Regions from separate parts of the Homo sapiens genome. Here region 1 is linked to region 2. Evidence: chromatin contacts called from ENCODE Hi-C data. All regions are on one chromosome and are shown on one strand. Each heading gives the region's core, a stretch centred on a gene start or an enhancer-like site at or near the end of the contact. The rest is flanking DNA. Distances are from core to core; before and after follow the strand shown.

The links. Hi-C counts contacts between places; a loop is a spot of excess contacts on that map. Pooled maps may share reads with other maps.
Region 1: a map of CD8-positive, alpha-beta T cell shows a loop between it and region 2 (3-fold over the local background). The contact joins two enhancer-like sites. A Hi-C loop is called at or near these places in 2 of 168 maps with a recorded cell type or tissue (CD8-positive, alpha-beta T cell and naive thymus-derived CD4-positive, alpha-beta T cell) and 5 of 50 pooled maps.

The regions. Positions count from the first base shown.
Region 1 is chr3:182,680,822-182,685,111 of GRCh38, reverse strand. No RefSeq gene overlaps it. Among named protein-coding and RNA genes, the nearest start is that of LINC02031, 39 kb to the right of the region's middle. RefSeq lists enhancers at 1,407-1,456, 2,581-2,630 and silencers at 2,301-2,370, 2,781-2,850. Within about 2 kb of position 2,716, at least 4 of the 41 ENCODE cell types and tissues checked have a DNase peak (open chromatin) inside an H3K27ac peak, as active enhancers do.
Region 2 is chr3:179,767,077-179,771,223 of GRCh38, reverse strand. The region is part of intron 19 of USP13 (ubiquitin specific peptidase 13); the gene reads right to left. Among named protein-coding and RNA genes, the nearest start is that of USP13, 120 kb to the right of the region's middle. Within about 2 kb of position 1,628, at least 3 of the 41 ENCODE cell types and tissues checked have a DNase peak (open chromatin) inside an H3K27ac peak, as active enhancers do.

The DNA.
Region 1 (4,290 bases), core at 1,467-3,966, 2.9 Mb before region 2:
TCTTTTTATTGGCATACTAAACGTTTATACTGTGGCAAATGGGAGGACAAGTTCCTCCACCATGGACCTAAACAGACTCAAAATAAATAAAGCTTTGCTTCTTAAATACTGTCTTATCTGTAGATTATTTTCTCTTTGATAAAAATATATTTTTTTCAAATGACAGCCATTTTCATGTGTCGTTCCTTCTTAGAGAACATTGAGTTACCTCCTTCGAGCAGCCATGATGTTGGTGGCTTCATCCATCCCCCTTTTGGCAATATCCTGGACAATAAAGCAGAAAAATGGAAGGAAATTAATACTATGGTGACACTGTGGGGGGTCTCTATATCAACCCTTGCTTGAAGCTTGAGCTGAATTTTCAGTTATATGAGTCAATGTACTCATGTATTGTATAAGACAGATTTTGGGTTTTAGTCGCAGTTAAAAGCATCCTAATGAAAATATCTCTTGTTAAAGTATAACTTGAACATATGACTCAGGTGAAGATTTATCACCTCTGAGGGAAACCAAATTTAGGTTTCACTCCAGGTTGGAGTGCCGTGGTGCAACCTTGGCTCACTGCAACCTTGAACTCTTGGGCTCAAGTGATCCTCCCTCCTCAACCTCCCAAGTAGCTAGGACTACAAGCACCCGCCACCATGACCAGTTAATTTTTAAATGTTTTGAGAGATGGGCATCTGGCTACGTTGCCCAGGTTGGTCTCAAACTCCTGACCTCAGGTGATCCTCCTGCCTCAGGCTCCCAAAGTGCTGAGATTACAGGTGTGAGTCACCTTGCCTTGCCTGAATACACTGTTTTGACTTTTGAGATTAAAACGGAAGTAAATGAAATAAACTCACGACAATGAGCCAATGGCCAGCACTGTTATAGATCAATAACACAGGTTTCAACTCTTTGGAGGGAGAGTAACTAACTTACTTTCTGCACCTAACTTTCTGTATCACATCATTCTTTTCTTCCTGAGCTCAAACTCTGTCTCAGTAGCTTTCTGTAGCAGCCCCTGCGGGCACATAAGATAACATCTATCTGTGCTCCTTATCAAGCCATTCTGTCTAGTCCTAAATGTCAGAATAGGTACTAACACAGCTTTGGGCTTTGCAAGAAAATGTTCTCATCTTTTATCATCAGTTGGAAAGCTTTGGGGGCAGGAGAGACAAGAAGATTCATTCATTATTTTCAACACATATTTAAGTTTCTATATAAAACAAGGAGTGAGGTTCAATCCACAAAAGTTAATGGAAAAGTAACATCGAATTTCATGGTTGGCAGAGGTAAAGAACCACAGTTCCTAAGACACCGGCAAGTCAATTTAGGAAAGAAAAATTGCAGTGCCCACCTTCTTCCACAGAGGGGCACTCCAAGCTCATCACTGAAACCGTGCACTGTGTTGTTTTCAGTGAGCGGTTGTAGAAAAAGAACTTCCAATCTTTTCTCCATGCCTAGGGATTATTAAGAGCGTAGAATTTAAAGTACATTTGCAGGGCTCGATGTGAATGAGGCAAAACCATTTCAGTATCAATCCCAGTGGTGCCAGCAACCCATTCTAAATTAACTCAGGTTTAAATATGTTACAGAAATGTGTTAAATTTGAGAACAAATTTCACTTAGGATCTGTGGGTCTCTGTTACACAAAAGATGGAATACTTTGGAGGCAATGCAGTTCTTATTTAAAGCTAAAATATGGCTTATCATAAAACTATAGTCAGCCCGCTTCAAACACTCATGTCTTCACCAGAATGGGCAATATAGAATGAAAATTACACCTTGAGTAAACAGAATTGTAGATAAATGAGTTATGTCTCAAGACGTTTTGAATATTTTTATTATTGTGTCTGGGCCAAAAGTCTTTCCATATGTCCAAAGGCCCCGTGGCATTTCCAAATCAGCCGTGGGTGACGGTGGGACCGCGGGGCTCGTATGATGCCAACGCAAGCGTACCGGGTGGTCCTCATAGTTTGTTACATTCCAAAATGCAACCATTAAAGGGGCGGCCCTTACCTTCCCTAGTGAATACAAAAAGCCTTTGGAGACCAAAGGGCTGGAATGCTGGGGCAAACGCCACCCCACGTGCTGACCCCTTGGCCAGAGCCGAGGCGGGCGGCCTGGAGTCCCCAGCGCGGAGCCCCCAGGTTCCCAGGAGCTCGGGTCGCTCTCCGCTCTCCGCCCCTCGCCCGGGCCCACGGAAAGGGCTAAATGGCTTGCGACCAAACAGCGAATTTAAAAGGAAGCTTTCACGAAAAGCCCAAGGGAGCGGCAGCCCAGATTGTGTGGAGGGCAGAGCCGCGGGTTCCGAGGGTCCCCGGGGCGAAGCGGGCAGGGGCGCACCTCCGGGCCGCGGGCAGATGGAACCCGGGCTCCCGGGCCGGCGCGCGGGGGGCGGCCGCCTAGACATCCTCTCATTCGGCTGAAGTTTATTCTGGGCCACCGAGAGCTGGAACAGGAAATGTTCCGTCTTTCATGTCCACCGGTGGGCTTCAGACAGTTTTGCACCTCCCGGCGAGCACTGATTAGCCGGCTGAGTTCTGCCGCATTTGAAGTTCACCATTTATTATTAAAGAGAAGTGGCAGTGATTAGTGCTGGGTCCTCGGGGAGTGGAATAAATATTTACTAAATAAGAACGTTCCGCCATAAAGGAACGGCTCGAACAGGTTTCTGAAACCCCGGCGCGGGCCCCAAGTGCCGCCCCCAGGCAGGAAGCGGCGTTGCGGGGCTTTCCGCGAGAGGCTGCCATCTGCAGACCGTGCTGGGCGGCGACCTCCGCGGGGCAGGGCTCGGCCCGGCGCAGCCAGGGCCCGACGAAACTCGGCACTCTGGGCGTTTAAGTTATTTTATAGGCTGTGTTTGTTTTATAAAGGCAGAGGTGAATGTCAAACTAAACTTCGAACCTTTCTTTAATTTAAGGAACAAAGTAACATTTTATCGCTCAAGTAAGGGGACTGTGTTGCTTCCAACGTTAGGAGCATTTTCCAGTATGCTCCAAAGTGTACCCAAATTGTGAGCATCCAAGAAAGCATATTTATGTATATTTCAAAACATTATGTCATACAATGTAAATTATACAGTTTTTATTTGTCAACTGAAGAATAATAGTAAAAAAAAAAGTTTATTTAGTTTATTTGGCAATTAACTTACACGATGGCATCCCTGTCAAAAGCATTCATGTTGGTTGTTTAAAAAGCGTTTTCCTTAATTATTAGAATAATACTTTTACTGTAGAAAATATGAAATTTGCATATATCTAAACATCAGTATCACATGCTTTTTTCCATCATATTTTGCAGTGGGAATTGTCCAATGACATTACATATTTTTAGGGACAAATTTAGTGTCTATATCCATTTATTTAACTTACAGTGAATTAATAAACATTAAGGTAGTTTCAAGTTTTCCTTATTATAATAGCTCAATTAATATTTTTGTATGCAATTCTACACTTGTCTGATTATTCCCTGGCACCATTTTATTTTGAATTTCTTTTATTGTAAGTTGGGTTTAATATTATATTGCGAATAATTACAGAGAAGGGCCAGTTTTTGCTCATCACCATGTACCTGGTGTCTTGTATTATGCTGAGCACATACCAAATGCCCAATAGATATTGATTGAATGAATAAAAGAATAAAAAGTTAGTAGAACATTTGAATTTCTTGTTTTGTGAATTGCTTAATATTATTCATTTATTATGATAAGTTATCTTTTTCTTATGAATTTATAAGCTGTGTTTTAGGTAATAAGGATTTAACCTTCGGTTTGTCGCACATATGGCAAACCTCCCTCCCGTCTACAAAGCATAAGTTTGTGTGTATGTGTGTGTGTTTGGGTACTTTTTGACTTCTAGAAGTTAAAAAAAATTTCATAAGGTTATATTTGGATGATACTCTTTATCACACATGCAAGTTAAATGGCTATAGACAATACTCTACAATCTGTTTTGTGGTATTTTTACATATTTTGGACAGCACATTTTCATTCTTCTATTTATCAAGTTTTTCCCTGGACTTGGAATTTTTTTCAGGATATAACACATGGAGTAAAAAGGTAGTACAATCTTAGTCTTAGTCTGACAAGCACAGGATCTTGAGCCTGGTATCATACCAAAGAAAGATCTGTCAATTTCCCAAACAACCTTTAATTTACCTTTTTCTGATTCACTATTATGAAAGATATGAATAGAAAAAAGATCCCGGTTTTTAAGGGGTTTTCTGTATGTATCTCCTTCCAACTGAATGTGTAATTCCCTTTTATATCTCACCTGGTTTTGGTTGAAGTGACAAGTTTTGGGGACC
Region 2 (4,147 bases), core at 379-2,878:
ATATAGTTGTGGGAGGCGCTGCAGCCATCTTGTGCCATTAGGGAGAGCCTGTCTGGGACTGGAACCAACCTAGAGGAAGCAGAGCCAAGGGGCCCATCCAGCTAAAAGGATTTGAGTCCTGAATCACGGCAGGCCTGCAGCCCAGTGCCCCCAGGACTTGCCAGCTTTCATGAGAAAATATTTCCCTTTTTGCTTAGACAGATTTGTCTTGGACTTCTTGCCACTTAAAACCCTGAAAACTGAAGTTGTTTTTATTTTGTTTGTTTTGGTTCCTCAAACACCAATTACCCCTACTCTTTAATTGTATTCAATATTCTCAGCTGGGTGCAGTGGCTCACACCTGTAATCCCAGCACTTTGGGAGGCCAAGGCAGGCAGATCACAAGGTCGGGAAATGGAGACCATCCTGGCCAACATGGTGAAACCCCATCTGTACTAAAAACAGTATAAAAATTAGCTGGGTGTGGTGGCGCGTGCCTGTAATCCTAGCTACTCCAGAGGCTGAGGCAGGAGAATAGCTTGAACCAGGGAGTTGGAGGTTGCAGTTTGCTGAGATGGCGCCACTGCACTCCAGCCTGGCGACAGAGCGAGACTCCATCTCAAAAAAAAAAAAAATTCTCAAGTCATATACCTCAGTCAATTCACCAACCAGAAAAAGTAAAAAGAAATGACTTGGGAATTTAAACAACCTAGCTAAACAGAACACACATCTTCCCAGGTTAACCTATAAATTTAATGTAATGCCAGTCAAACCCCTAGAGAATGGCCAATTACAAAATCGGTACCTTTATATAATTTAGCAGCAATGTTTAATATACAATGGGGAAAATTTGTATTCATAAGTAACAGTGAAAATGTAATTTCGAGATATAACTAAACTAGAAATGCCTAGCATATTTATGAAGAAAACCATACAGCTTTGCAAGAGTTAGAAAAGGGGCGAATAAATCAAAGGAGAAGCATATGTTTCTGGCTAGAAAAACTCAATATTGTAAAGTGATCAGGTATTCCCAAACTAATCTACAGTACATGAAACTCTCATAAAAATCAATAAAAGAAAGCTGACAACCTCAATAAAAGTGGGAAACTGGCCAAAGGAAATAAGCTGTTAACACGAGAAGAAAAATAACTAGGCAATAAAGATACAAAAAATATAAAAAGCACTCAACCAAAAGCACTGCTGGGGAACGTTGGGGAAACCGGAAAGTCACCAGTGTGACCAGGATGTGGCCCCCTGCTGTGTTTGTGGAGAGTCACGTGATGGTAATCTGCATTAAAACCTTAAAAATATGTATTTTTCACTCACAAACTTCCCTTCCAGAAACTTCCCTTAACAAATAATCAAATGAAGGCCCAAGGCTGTTTATCACAATATTATTTTTAGTAGAAGAAGGAAAGAAGGAAGGGATGGAAGGAGGAAAATGCTGAACAAGCTTTTATTCCCTGGATAGGGATTACATTAGGCATATGCTGTACTTCTGTGAATTGAATTCATCCTTTAAGAAACTCATTATTTGGCCAGGCGCAGTGGCTCACACCTGTAATCCTAACACTTCGAGAGGCAGAGGTGGGCAGACTGCCTGAGCTCAGGAGTTGGAGACCAGCCTGGGCAACATGGCGAAATTCCGTCTCTACTAAAAATACAAAAAATTAGCCAGGTATGATGGTGCATGCCTGTAATGCCAGTTACTCGAGAGGCTGAGGCATGAGAATCACTTGAACCCAGGAGGCAAAGGCTGCAATGAGCCAAGATCATGCCACTGCACTCCAGCCTGGGGAACAGAGCAAAACTCTGTCTCAAAAAAACCTCATTATTTAAAAATCATAGTGGTCATCTTCTGAATGTGGAAATATCTTCATTATTTGAAACTCTTTCTGTAATAATGTGGTCTTTTATTTAAATGATACCTAATTAACCTAGAATTAGGTATATAAACTATGGTACATGTTTATAATAGAATATTGTTAATATATGTTCAACAATATAGATGTATATACATGTACACCTACATAACTCACAGGCTAATCATAGCCTCATCACATGTTAATCACATGTTAATTACATTAAAGGAAAAGCAAGTCACAAAATAGCAATGTATATATAGAATAGAATGTTATATTTAAACAACCTTAGATTTATATTCATTTTTATACATTTGTCTAAAAAGGTCTAGAGAATATAAACAAAACATTATTTTGTCATTATTGCCGGGGAGTAAGATTGTAATTTTTAATTTTGTCTTTTCATATATCTATATTTCCTTAAGTTGCTAAAATTAATATATATCCTTCAATATAAGTGTTAATTTTTTTACAAAGGAAAAAGAAAGCAACAACTCACAATATGAGTTTGTGTGCTAATATAGTAAAGTACAGGAAGTCATGTTTTCCCCTCCCTTTGATTCATGCAATGTAACATAGTAGTATACTGCCAACCCCTCTATATAGAACTTTGTGGAAGCAGCAAAAATGCTATCAAAGTCTATTACCTCCTGGCATTCACTTAATTCTTCATTCAATCAGTTATTTGCTGATCACTCACCATGGGCCAGGCACAGTGCTGGGGAAGCTACTTTGAAAACATTTGTGGTTCTGTAAAATCAAACTCAAAATGCATTTGGCAAATTAGGTTTCTGTTTTCTGTCTTCATAATTAAATGTTTCATCTACTACTGCCTTTATATCCTGCATATCTTGCATGCGATTTCTAAGTGCATCTCATAGTGCTCCTTCGCTACTCTCACCCTCAATCCCTTGGTTGACCCATAGTGCCTTAAAGGGTACCTGGCAGCATCCTATTCAAGGATGCACCTCAAAATCCAGCAGTGGCAGGAATATCTACAGATCACTCTGAGGTAGAGTAAGCCCTGAGGAGATGATGTGGCTGTTCTTTATCATTACTGACCATCTGTGAGAGAGTGGCTGCTGCCTCCGAGCTCCATCAGAAGAAAGGAAACCCTAAAGATCAGACCCGCCTTCCCTCTGCAGCCAAACCTTGGCAGCTTTACAACAGCCCCATCTTGTGGTTAATTCCTTCCGCAGGGACTCATCCTCTCCAAGGAAATGCCCATTATGGAAAATCAATGAAGCAGTGAACTGATGGATGTGTAATAAGTGATAAATCCTGCTCATACATTATTGAGTAACCTGTCTGTTACAGCTTTAAATATTTTAGGCAAGCTAGTAATTTCTGAAAAGTAATACCAGATACTTTAAATGAGTATGGAAATTGGGAGAACGACATCTCATCCTTTCTTATCCAGTTGGCATTGAAACAGTTTCAGTGATGAAATTCCTATTTTATATTAAAAAAAAGAAGAAGACAGTTCCCTCCCACCGTCTCTTTCTATCTGTATATGAATACGTACATGTTAGGTCTGGAAAGAACATTAATGAGTAAATCTGCCACTATATGATTATAGGAACAAATGCTGCTAGTGTAGATTTAGTTAAATACAACTGTTATTTACTCAGTACTTTCTATGTGTCTAGCACCATGCTAGACACCATGAGTTTTATAAAAGCCAAATGGCCTCTGCCCTGGGCAAGCTCCTAGTCAAATGGGAGACACAAATACCTACAGAAGTAATTTTATTGCAAGATCAACTTGATACCTCCAACAACAGAAGAACTAACAAGGGAGCGTGGTGGCCCAAACCTGTAATTCCAGCTACTCGGGAGGCTGAAGCAGGAGAATCGCTTGAACCTGGGAGGTGGAGGTTGCAGTGAGCCAAGATCGTGCCACTGCACTCCAGCCTGGGTGATGGAGTGAGACTCTGTCTCAAAAAAAAAAAAAACCAAAAAAAACTAACAATGCATTACAGTGGCTACAGGCACAGGCTCTGGAGGCAGACTGCCTGCACTGGAATTGTGGTTCTATCCATCACTAGCTATGAGACCTTGACAAGCTATTACTTAGCCTTCTCTATCTCAGGTTCTTCACCTGTAAAATGGGGATAATAATGGTATGTACCTCATAAGGTTACTGTGAGGATTAAAGATGGCACAAATGGGAGTATTTTTCATACTGGTATAATTATTGCTAGCATATGAGGTAAGCATGAGCTGATTATGACAAGGATCTAGGAAGGCAGTCCAGAGAAATGGAATCTGTGGCCAAGTTCTAAATAATGATGAGAATTTTAGTGT